2 separate regions of the Homo sapiens genome follow, and region 1 is linked to region 2. Evidence: chromatin loops called from intact Hi-C (ENCODE). Cell type or tissue: lower leg skin. All regions are shown on one strand. Each heading gives the region's core, and the rest is flanking DNA. Links, peaks and the distances in the headings are about the cores only. Region 1 overlaps ZNF862 (zinc finger protein 862). Region 2 has its middle 28 kb from the start of ZNF862.

The links. Hi-C counts contacts between places; a loop is a spot of excess contacts. Peaks named below come from ENCODE experiments on the same cell type or tissue, not always from the same donor. Only the 100,000 strongest peaks of a DNase experiment are listed, where the experiment ranks them.
Region 1: a loop joins it to region 2, with 8 times the contacts of the local background. A loop is called at or near these places in 4 of 110 quality-filtered maps.

What each region holds. Positions count from the first base shown.
Region 1 is chr7:149,866,568-149,870,944 of GRCh38, reverse strand. ZNF862 (zinc finger protein 862) reads right to left here. Exons shown (of 8, transcript NM_001099220.3): 8 at 3,466-4,377. ATP6V0E2-AS1 (ATP6V0E2 antisense RNA 1) reads left to right here. Exons shown (of 4, transcript NR_027040.1): 3 at 594-703; 4 at 1,087-3,251. Among named protein-coding and RNA genes, the nearest start is that of ATP6V0E2-AS1, 5.1 kb to the left of the region's middle. In lower leg skin, for the core only: no CTCF peak of the experiment used is centred there; DNase peaks (open chromatin) are centred at 834, 2,294 and 4,085.
Region 2 is chr7:149,808,493-149,812,869 of GRCh38, reverse strand. It overlaps the pseudogene SSPOP. Among named protein-coding and RNA genes, the nearest start is that of ZNF862, 28 kb to the left of the region's middle. In lower leg skin, for the core only: no CTCF peak of the experiment used is centred there; no DNase peak of the experiment used is centred there.

The DNA.
Region 1 (4,377 bases), core at 250-4,249, 58 kb before region 2:
TAATGCTCTCTGCAGACGGGGCACGTGTCGGAGGTGAGAACAACAGCTCCAGATGTCTCTGTCTTTGCAAATAAGGCCTGTGACATTTAATGATGTAACCACCTACCTTCCACCCATTGTTCTGGTGGCCATGAGTAGAAGGAATTATACCAGGATGTGATAAGAAGGAATTAGGAGCTGGGAGTCTTGCTGGGTGAGGACCTTGGCCCCTTGCTTGCTTGCCATCTAATAGGGGCACTCCTGGCCTGTGGGGTCAGGGAGAACTAGACCCAGAGCATGGTTGTCTCTGTGACTAGTTGAGCCTGTTTCTCCTTCAAGGGCCCTGGCAGTGGGAAAACATATTATGACAATTGCACTGTTTTATCAGCCCTTGGCACTCCTGAAGTTGCCCTGAAATAAACATCCCTACCTGTATGCCAGGCCCTGCCTACTTCTGGAGCTCTCTTAGGTTTACAACCTACCCCCGCTGTCCCAAATTGATAGGGTGAGCCCAGGGCATTAAATGGGTGGTGCAAGTCAGGCTTCAGGACTGACACGGGTCTATGTGCGCTCAGTGTGGGTTGAGGGGCACTGGGCTGTCTTTCTCCCTACAGTGCATGCTGCTGCCAAACCAGAGATCACTTGTAGACTTGAAAGGGAACATGAGCTTTGGGTGAAGGATTCCCAGCCCCCAACAGAGGCCAAAAAGCTACCACCCAGCCAGGTAAGCCTTGATGGAACATCTCTTGCACAAAGATCACCATGTTCATTGAGCCTTTAGTGCCTCCTGGGCTCTGATCAACCCACGAATCAGTATCTCCGCAGCACTTCCTGTGGTTTGGATTCAGGTTTTTTACTTCTGTTTCCTGCCTTTATGATAGGAGTTTGGGTAACCTGTGAGAAACACAGCCACAGTGTAAACCTCTTGAGACAAGCTACACTGATGGGACAATCAGGGTGAGGGCAATCCGGCGCCGTGGCTATGTCAGCTCATGTGTGCTCTTTCAGGAGGACATGTCTCACAGACACAGATCTTCAGCTCTGACATGCTCGATCTCACAAGCCCTTTTCTGAAACCTCCATCATGTGCTTTCTGATTCTCTACAGGCAGAAGGAACATAAAGTATGCATTTTATGATACGACTCAGCTTGGAGGGATGAAGTAGAAGGTCCTCACTGCACCTCATGGCAGGCTGCTGACGGCAGATATTTTACCGGGCTCACTGAACTGGGCAGTCAGGGAAGGGTCGGCTCCTGCTCTGTCCAGCTGTCTTCATAAGGGACTCTGTGACACTTTTTATAAAAATGACTTTGATTTCTGCATAAGAAGGCTTCCCAAGCTTGCTGTCTAGCAGTGGCTGCTACAGGGAATTATTCACATGGCAGCAAGAGAGCCCTGGCTCCCTGGACCAGGACATTCCCTTTGTGTGTGTTGGAATGAGAGCAGGAGGAGTGCTGGTCAGAAGCCCCTCCCCAGGGCTCTGGGACTTCAGTGTTCTCAGACAAACTGGGCCGCTCCTCTGAGCTGGGATGCTGACCCACACTTGGCCCCGGCTCTGGCATCCACAGGACGCTGCCTTATCCGTCATCTCGCTGGGGCTGGGGGCTAGAGGCTGAGCAGGTCACACTGAACAAAAGAAGTGTGTCCCCATCACTAGGCTAACATCTGAGTTTCTTCCACAGTATTTGGTAACACAGTCAGAAACAAGACTGAAGATGATTCTGGAGGCAACTGGGAACCCCCCAGAACGATTCTGCAGGCTTCTGGGAAGCTGAAAAACCCCAAGGCCAGACTGGCCTCAGAATGCCTGAGTCCTTTTGATTCCACTGGAAAAGCCATCCATCTGTGCCAAGTGTGTGGAGAGCTTCAAGAGCCATATAGCCCTGGCCACCATGAGCACAGCCACGTGGGGGAGTAGTCCTGAAAGTGTCCTGGTGTGGCAAAGGCTTTCCACTAAGTGGACCTCAGATGGCACAGGAAGACCCTCCTGGGGATGTGGGAGGACACTGCCTAGTGGGTGAGGGGCCGCTCTTTCAGGTGTGCACACTAAATGCAGAGACAGCCTCTCCTGGCTGCCAAGAAGCCTGTGCATGATCCAGGACCACAAAACACTTGCAAACTCACTGCCCAGAGGCCCTGTGCCTGTCTGGAGTGTGCCCAGTGTGTCTGCGCCCCACAGCTTGTCCTGGCCCGCCAGCAGAGCCGCAGCACTGCAGGGCCCTTCTGTTGTGAGTGCCAGGGCCCTTGCTGGCTGCCTGAGCAAGGCAAAAGGTTCAAAACAGGAAGTCTCTGGGCAGCTATTCCCAGGTGCAGAGGGGAGCAGCGGCCACACAGGTGCCAGTGTGGCAGGAGCTGCAGTCAGAGGCAGCATCTCAAGAGCCCTGGGAGCAGGGGCCAGCCACGTGAAGCCCACGAGTGTCGCTGGCACAGGGAAGGGACACGAGGATCACACTGACCCAAGAGAAGGCCCACAGTGAGGAGGCCCCACCGAAGCATCCCCAGCAACAGGGACTGAGGCATCTGAGGCAGCCAGCCCACTCGGAAAGGCCTGCTGACTGCACTCCAGATGTCAAGAGCACCCTTGGGAAAAAGAAAGGCAGGAGTGCAGCACTTTCTAGAGCCTCAGCTCACTTCTCTCCTTCTAGCTCCAGCCGGAGTGATGGAAGAGGCTGCGCTGGGAGCTGCCTCCCTGGGAGCCTACCCTGCCCAGCCTGAGAGTGGAGGCTACCAGCATCACGCTTCCCCTAGTGAAATCCATCTGTCCTGAAGGGAACCCTGGGACGGGGTCAAGGAAACCCTGTTCACCCCCACCACGGGGTCAGGTCTTCACCAAAGGGAGGCCGCACGGATTCCCAGTCGCAAACCCAAAGCCTTGCTGCCTTTGCCTCTGTTTCCATAGTTGTTTCAATGTCTTTTTTAAAAATCACATACACTCGAGTAAGACTGAGTCTCCTCACCGAAGAGATCTGGCTGTATCCCGAGTCTCTGAAACCTTTGCTCCAGTCCCGTGGGAGCGTGCCGTCCCGAGGATGTGGAGCCGCAAGGGCTCGCCAGAGGGATCTCAGGAGCTAGGCCTCAAGGAGCGCTGTTGAGTGACAGGTCTGATGCAGTAGCTTTTACTATTGGTGGAAATCGATGTTTTTTCCTTGAAAGTCTACCTTTCTAAGTTCAGTAAACCAAATTAGATCATGTATGTGAAAGCACTTTGTAAACTATGCAGTACTCCAGAAAAGGCAGCCAAGCCCTTAATTATAACTCACCAAACAGCCAACTCTCATCTTTACCTTCTAACTGGCAAAAATGATTGAGCTCACTTTGAAGGACTAGAGAGGAAAGAAACTGAAAGACAAAAATCAGGTGAATACACAGGCACTTCCCCTGCCCACCTCTGTTCCTGGCCCTGTCCCCTCGTGAGTGAGAGCAGAGCTCGTTCTGTCAGCTTCTCTGAGCTCCTGGTCCTCGCTTAGGGACACACAAGACAGAGATGTGTTGAAATAGACTCTGCTTTATTCAGGTAGCAAAAGGTTAGGAATCAAACATGGTTTTTAAAACCTCCTTTCATCTTTGAAAATAGAGGAGAGAACATCCCTGGGCCAGTCACAGTTACTGTATTTGGCTAAGCACACACCTGTATGAGGGACCCGCCCCTCCACACTGTTCTGATAGGTACTTAGCACCCTAGAAACTCATCCTCTGCAGGAGAGAGAAGCAAGGGTCTGGAGCGCGGTCACATACTCTAAGGTATCTTCCAGGACAGGGGGCTGGGCTCCCTCACTCCCACCTGGAGTCGCTATGGCTATTGGGATCAAACTACCAGTTACATACTGGTTACTTGGAATGTCAGACCCGGTGGGTATCAGTCATCAGGGAGAGGGAGGGGAAATGCCAGGACACGTACATACGGATGCTGTCAAGACTACAGGCAAGGAGGAGGGTGGCGACAAGCGCTGGGACTCCAGCCAAAGCGGGAGTGCATGCTTCTTCCCCTCCCAGAGCCCTGTGGTTTTTCTTCTTGTGAGGCATAAACAGGAAGCCTCTCCAACAAGGGGGTCTCCAGCACTAGGGGCTGAAACTCAGCCAGCCTCTCCAAACAAAGCAAAGGGGCCAGCCTGGGCCAGGGCCTCTGATAAGGATGCTCACTGTGTTTCCACGGGGGTCCTGAATGAGGAAGTTCAGGAATAAGATGGCAGTCATCTTCTTCCTTCTTGGCCATTGGCTGACAAAGGGGAACGGAGCAGGCCTGTGCCCCTTGAGAAATCGGGTAGTGCAAATTTTATGACAAACAGCATTCTCAGTGGCCCCGCTGCACAGGGACCCCCCTTTCCCACCACCTAAGGAAGGCACTGGCCGGTGTCCTCGGAGCACGCTGATGCTGACGTGGAGAGGGCGAGTTGCTT
Region 2 (4,377 bases), core at 136-4,135:
CTACAGACAAAGGCTGTCAGGTGAGGCTGGCTCTGTGCGGAGAGAGGCTGGTGTCTCTCTGGGGTGGCCTGGCATGCTCTGTGAACTGAAACCAGGGCCCCCACCCGTGCCTTCCTGTGCTGGGCTGTCCAGGCCCCAGCCAAAGAGGCCGTGAGCCCAAATCCACACCCTGCCCTCCCGCAAAGTGGGCCTTGGGTCAGGTGGCAGTGCCAAGGGAGCTGGGACTCACCACTAGGTCATCACAGGAGCGAGGGCACGGAGGGCCACAGGGGCTATACTCGGCCCCTTCAATGGCAGTGCAGTTGGTCACTGAGGGCAAACAGGATGGGCTGAGAACTGTGTGGGGCCATCCACCCTGGCCTCTCTCCCTGGAATGCTTCCTCTAACTCCCCTTCCTCTGTCCCTGACCCCCACCCCCATCCCTGGCAGGTACCTGGGCAGGGCAGAGCCTGGCAGACCTCCCCCTGTGCCCGTGGCCCCTCGCAGTAATCCCCCAGGCCCTGGGGTGGGGGCTGGTCACAGGCCCGGGTCCGGCTCCGCAGGCCTCCCCCACAGCTCCGGCTACAGTGGGACCAGGGCCCCCATGGACCCCATCCCCCAGCTCCTGGGGACACAGCAGAGGAAGGAGTGAGGAGGGGCTTGGCTGGGGCCAGGGCACAGCTGGTACAAGGCAGCAGCATCCACAGCGTACAGTGGGCACCACCCTGGGCTCCCCAGGAGGGTCCAGGCGGGCAGGGCAGGCAGGCACTCAAGATCACACCCCTGCAGGAGACATGGCTCCTCTTCAGCCTCGGGGCCTGAGCAGAGAGGTGTGGGGGTGGCTGGCAGGGGCAGCGGAGCCACGGTGGATGGCACTGCACTGGGGGACCTGGCACAGAACCGGTGCCGATGGCACCGGGCAGGGCCACAGGAGGCTGAACACTGGCTCCAAGGGGTCCAGGGTGACCACGTGGGCTCACCTAGGGGATATCCAGGAGGCGGGCAGGCAGGAGGGGGACAGGCACAGGCTGGACAGGCTGAAGATGGAGCATGGTGCCTCTGCCCCCCATCTCTCCTGATGGCTTTCCTCCCCCAGTCTCAGCCCTGGCCCACTCCTGCAGCTGAGGGATGGGGGAGCCGAGGTGCAAGTCAGAAGTGGGGACGCTTCCTTACCCTCCGCACAAGGCCAGGAGCTGCAGTTGGCGATGAGCCCGGAGACACAGGAGCTGTGGGGAGCAGCAGAGGGTTGGTTGGTCTATGGGCTGCATTGTGGCCCCCCAAACCCTCAAGTTCAAGTCCTGGCCCCCAGTCCCTGGGAATGGGAGCTTATTTGGAGATGAGGTCTGTACAGAGGTGATCAGGTTAAAAGGAGGTCACTGAGGTGGCCCTAGTTTTAATGCATCTTATGTCCTTTATAAAAGAGAAAATGAGGGAAGATGACATGAAGAGATAGGGAGAAGGCCACCTACAGGCCAAGGAGTGCCAACGATTTCCAGCAAACTCCCAGAAGAGGAGTAAGGCCTTGAACAGTCTCCCTTGCAGCCCTCAGAAGGAGCCCACCCACCAACACCTTGATCCTGGGCTTCCAGGATCTGTGAGACCATCAGGGGCCGCTGCTCTAGCTCCCCAGTGCATGGCACTCGGTGGCAGCAGCCCCAGGAGGCTAACACAGGTGGGGAGAGGGAAAACAGGTGGGGGACAGGGGGAGGGAGGGGCGCAGGAGGGTGCAGCCTCAGAGGGCTGGACGGCTGTGCCGAGGGGCTGGGGGTGGGGGGCACATGTGTCTCTGTCCCCGACTGGAGCCAAAATCCCTGCCTCTGAGGAGGGACAGCAGGTCGTCAGAGGTCACAGGGCCATAATGGGATGGGGGCGGTGTCTCACCAGTTTTCACATGGACGAACCACAGTGCTGCCCGGGGGGTAGAGGTGCCCCTCGTGGGCACAGGGGCAGTCCTGGGTGGGCACACACACGTTGTTCTGGAATCGAAACCCTCTATCATCTTCTGGCTCCAGATGGGCTGGGCCTGGGCTCCCCACCCTGGTCAGAGCCAGCATGCAATCCTCAAGCTCCCCCTTAAAACCCAGCCACTCTCCTTCCACAGACATGCAGCTCTCCCCTCTGCCCTCCTGCCAGGCAAATGCGGACCATCGGCTTGGGGGCCGTGGGGACGTGGGGACGTGGACCCTCCAATTTCTAGGAGAAAAAGACCATCTTAAAAATTGCAGGACATGAGACTGAACTGTCGAATCCCCATGAAGTCAGCCATGAAAACATGAAATATGCAATTTGTACAGCAATGGTAGGAAAAGACACATTTTCATCAACAAAATAAAAACAGAAAAACATTGTGCACAGGGAATCTGGACAGAAGTCCTTCAGATTTAAAAGAAACAACTGTCTTGTGGCGCATGATTCAAAGTCGAACGCACTGAAGTTTACGGGCCAGGGCCTGGGAAACCCTTTCCCTGCACCGTCTCACTGACTCCTGTGACTGGCTGTAATTTTACCCCAATTTTACAAAGGAAGGAACTGAGGCACGGGAATACTATCCCCAAGCTCGCAGGGCTACCAGTAAAAGAGCCTGATTTGGACTCAGATATGATTACAACGTGTCCCTTAACCACACCCCACGGCTTTGTTCAATCCCACCACACAGCCGGCATTTCCTAGCCCCAATTCCTACCACCCTCTGACTAGAGTGGCCACCTCTCTGCTCTCCAATCTTGGATCTTCAAGTGCAGGACCCCCTCCTTCAGGAAGCCCTCCATGCCTCCCTACTCTCCACACCCTCCAATCTCTGATATTCAAGTCAGGATCACCTCCTACAGGGAGCCCTCCATGGCTGACCCAGCCCACTCCACTCCACTCCACAATGTGCAAAGCTCACTTCCTGCCCGTCTGATGGTTCTAGCTTCATTTTAGGGACTCTGGGTCTGGTTTCCCCAGACTGGATGCTTCTTGAGGGCAGAGACTACTCCTTCCCTACAGAATAGCTCAGCCAGAGACTAACATACTGTAGGTGCTCGATAAATAACTGGTGATAACATAGTGGACAGAGCAGTTGAGCAGGGACAATTCACAAAGATCTTCTAGACCTATCACCATTTTTACCAGTGAGGAAACAGAGATTAGGGGGAGAGGGATGAGACCTGCCCAGGATCCCCTGCTGGTTCCTGCCGGAGCTGAGTTGTAACCCATGAGTTTAGTACCCTTTCCTCAACCTTGCAGGGTCTCCCTGTCTCTAGCCCCATACCCTATGTTCTTCGCTGTCCAGATCCTGCCTGTCCCTTCCCTGCCACCCCATGGTCCCCAGGCTGTACAGAGGCCTCTCTGGGGCCAGGCAGGGGGACACTCACCAGCAGAAGCATCCCAGAGGGGCAGTGGCAGCCAGGGTGGCAGGTCTGGTTAGTCCCTCTTGGGGCGCTGAGCTCTGCACAAGAGGCAGGGCCCTGGGCACAGTCCAGCCACTGCTTGTCCCTGGGACACATGCCAGGCACTGGCCCTGGGGACATAGAAATTGACAGCCCAGCCCCAGAGCACTCAGCTCTCCCCTGAGCTCCCAACCTGGGAGAGGCACCAGCTCTGGGTATGGGTGGGGTGGTCATGGGGACTGCACAAGGGCCGAGGGACAGGGCTGTGCTGGGGTGGCAGACAGGGGGTTGACAGTGCCCTGGGTTGGTAAGAATGAGAACTGGAGGGTCCCCAGGGCAGGCCTCACCTGCGCAGGGCTGCAGGCCACAGGTGGAAAACTCCATGAGGCTGCGCAGCTGCTGCCTCGGGTGCGGTTCCTGTAGCCACCACCACAGGGCACGGAGCACGGAGACCAAGGGCCCCACTCCCCACCAGGACCTGGGGGTGGTGCCCAGGTCACTGCAGGCCCTGCCTCCCATGCCCACCCCACCTTCTCCTCCTCCCACCCAGACACCCCTGGGGACCCCTCCACCGCTTCACCTGCAGCGTCATATCCCACTTAAGGTGCCTCACACCTGCTTGTGGGGGGCTCCAGGATTCAGCCTAGAACTGGGCTGGTCTCTAGGGAGAAGCTGGGGCTATTCTGAGGAGGGGCCCTGTTAGGGAATGGACCCTCAAGGAGTCTCTGGGGACAACCTCTTAGCAGCATCTCTTAATGAAGTCTCTTGCACTTTTCTAGAGGTTCAGGGTGGGGGGTGATGGGAGTCTTCTTGGCTTCTCTCTGGAAGGTTAAGGAGGTCTCAGGACCTCAGTCCCAGCTCTCACCTGGACATGGCCGCAGGCTGCAGAATTCAGCCTCCATGGTGGGGCCTTGGCACTCAGCACCCCCAAAGGCAGCTGGGGGTGCAGTGCCTGCCCGGAAGCGGCGCCGAATGCCCACGTTGCAGCTGCAGCTACAGAGACTCCACAGGGTCCAGGGACTCCAGC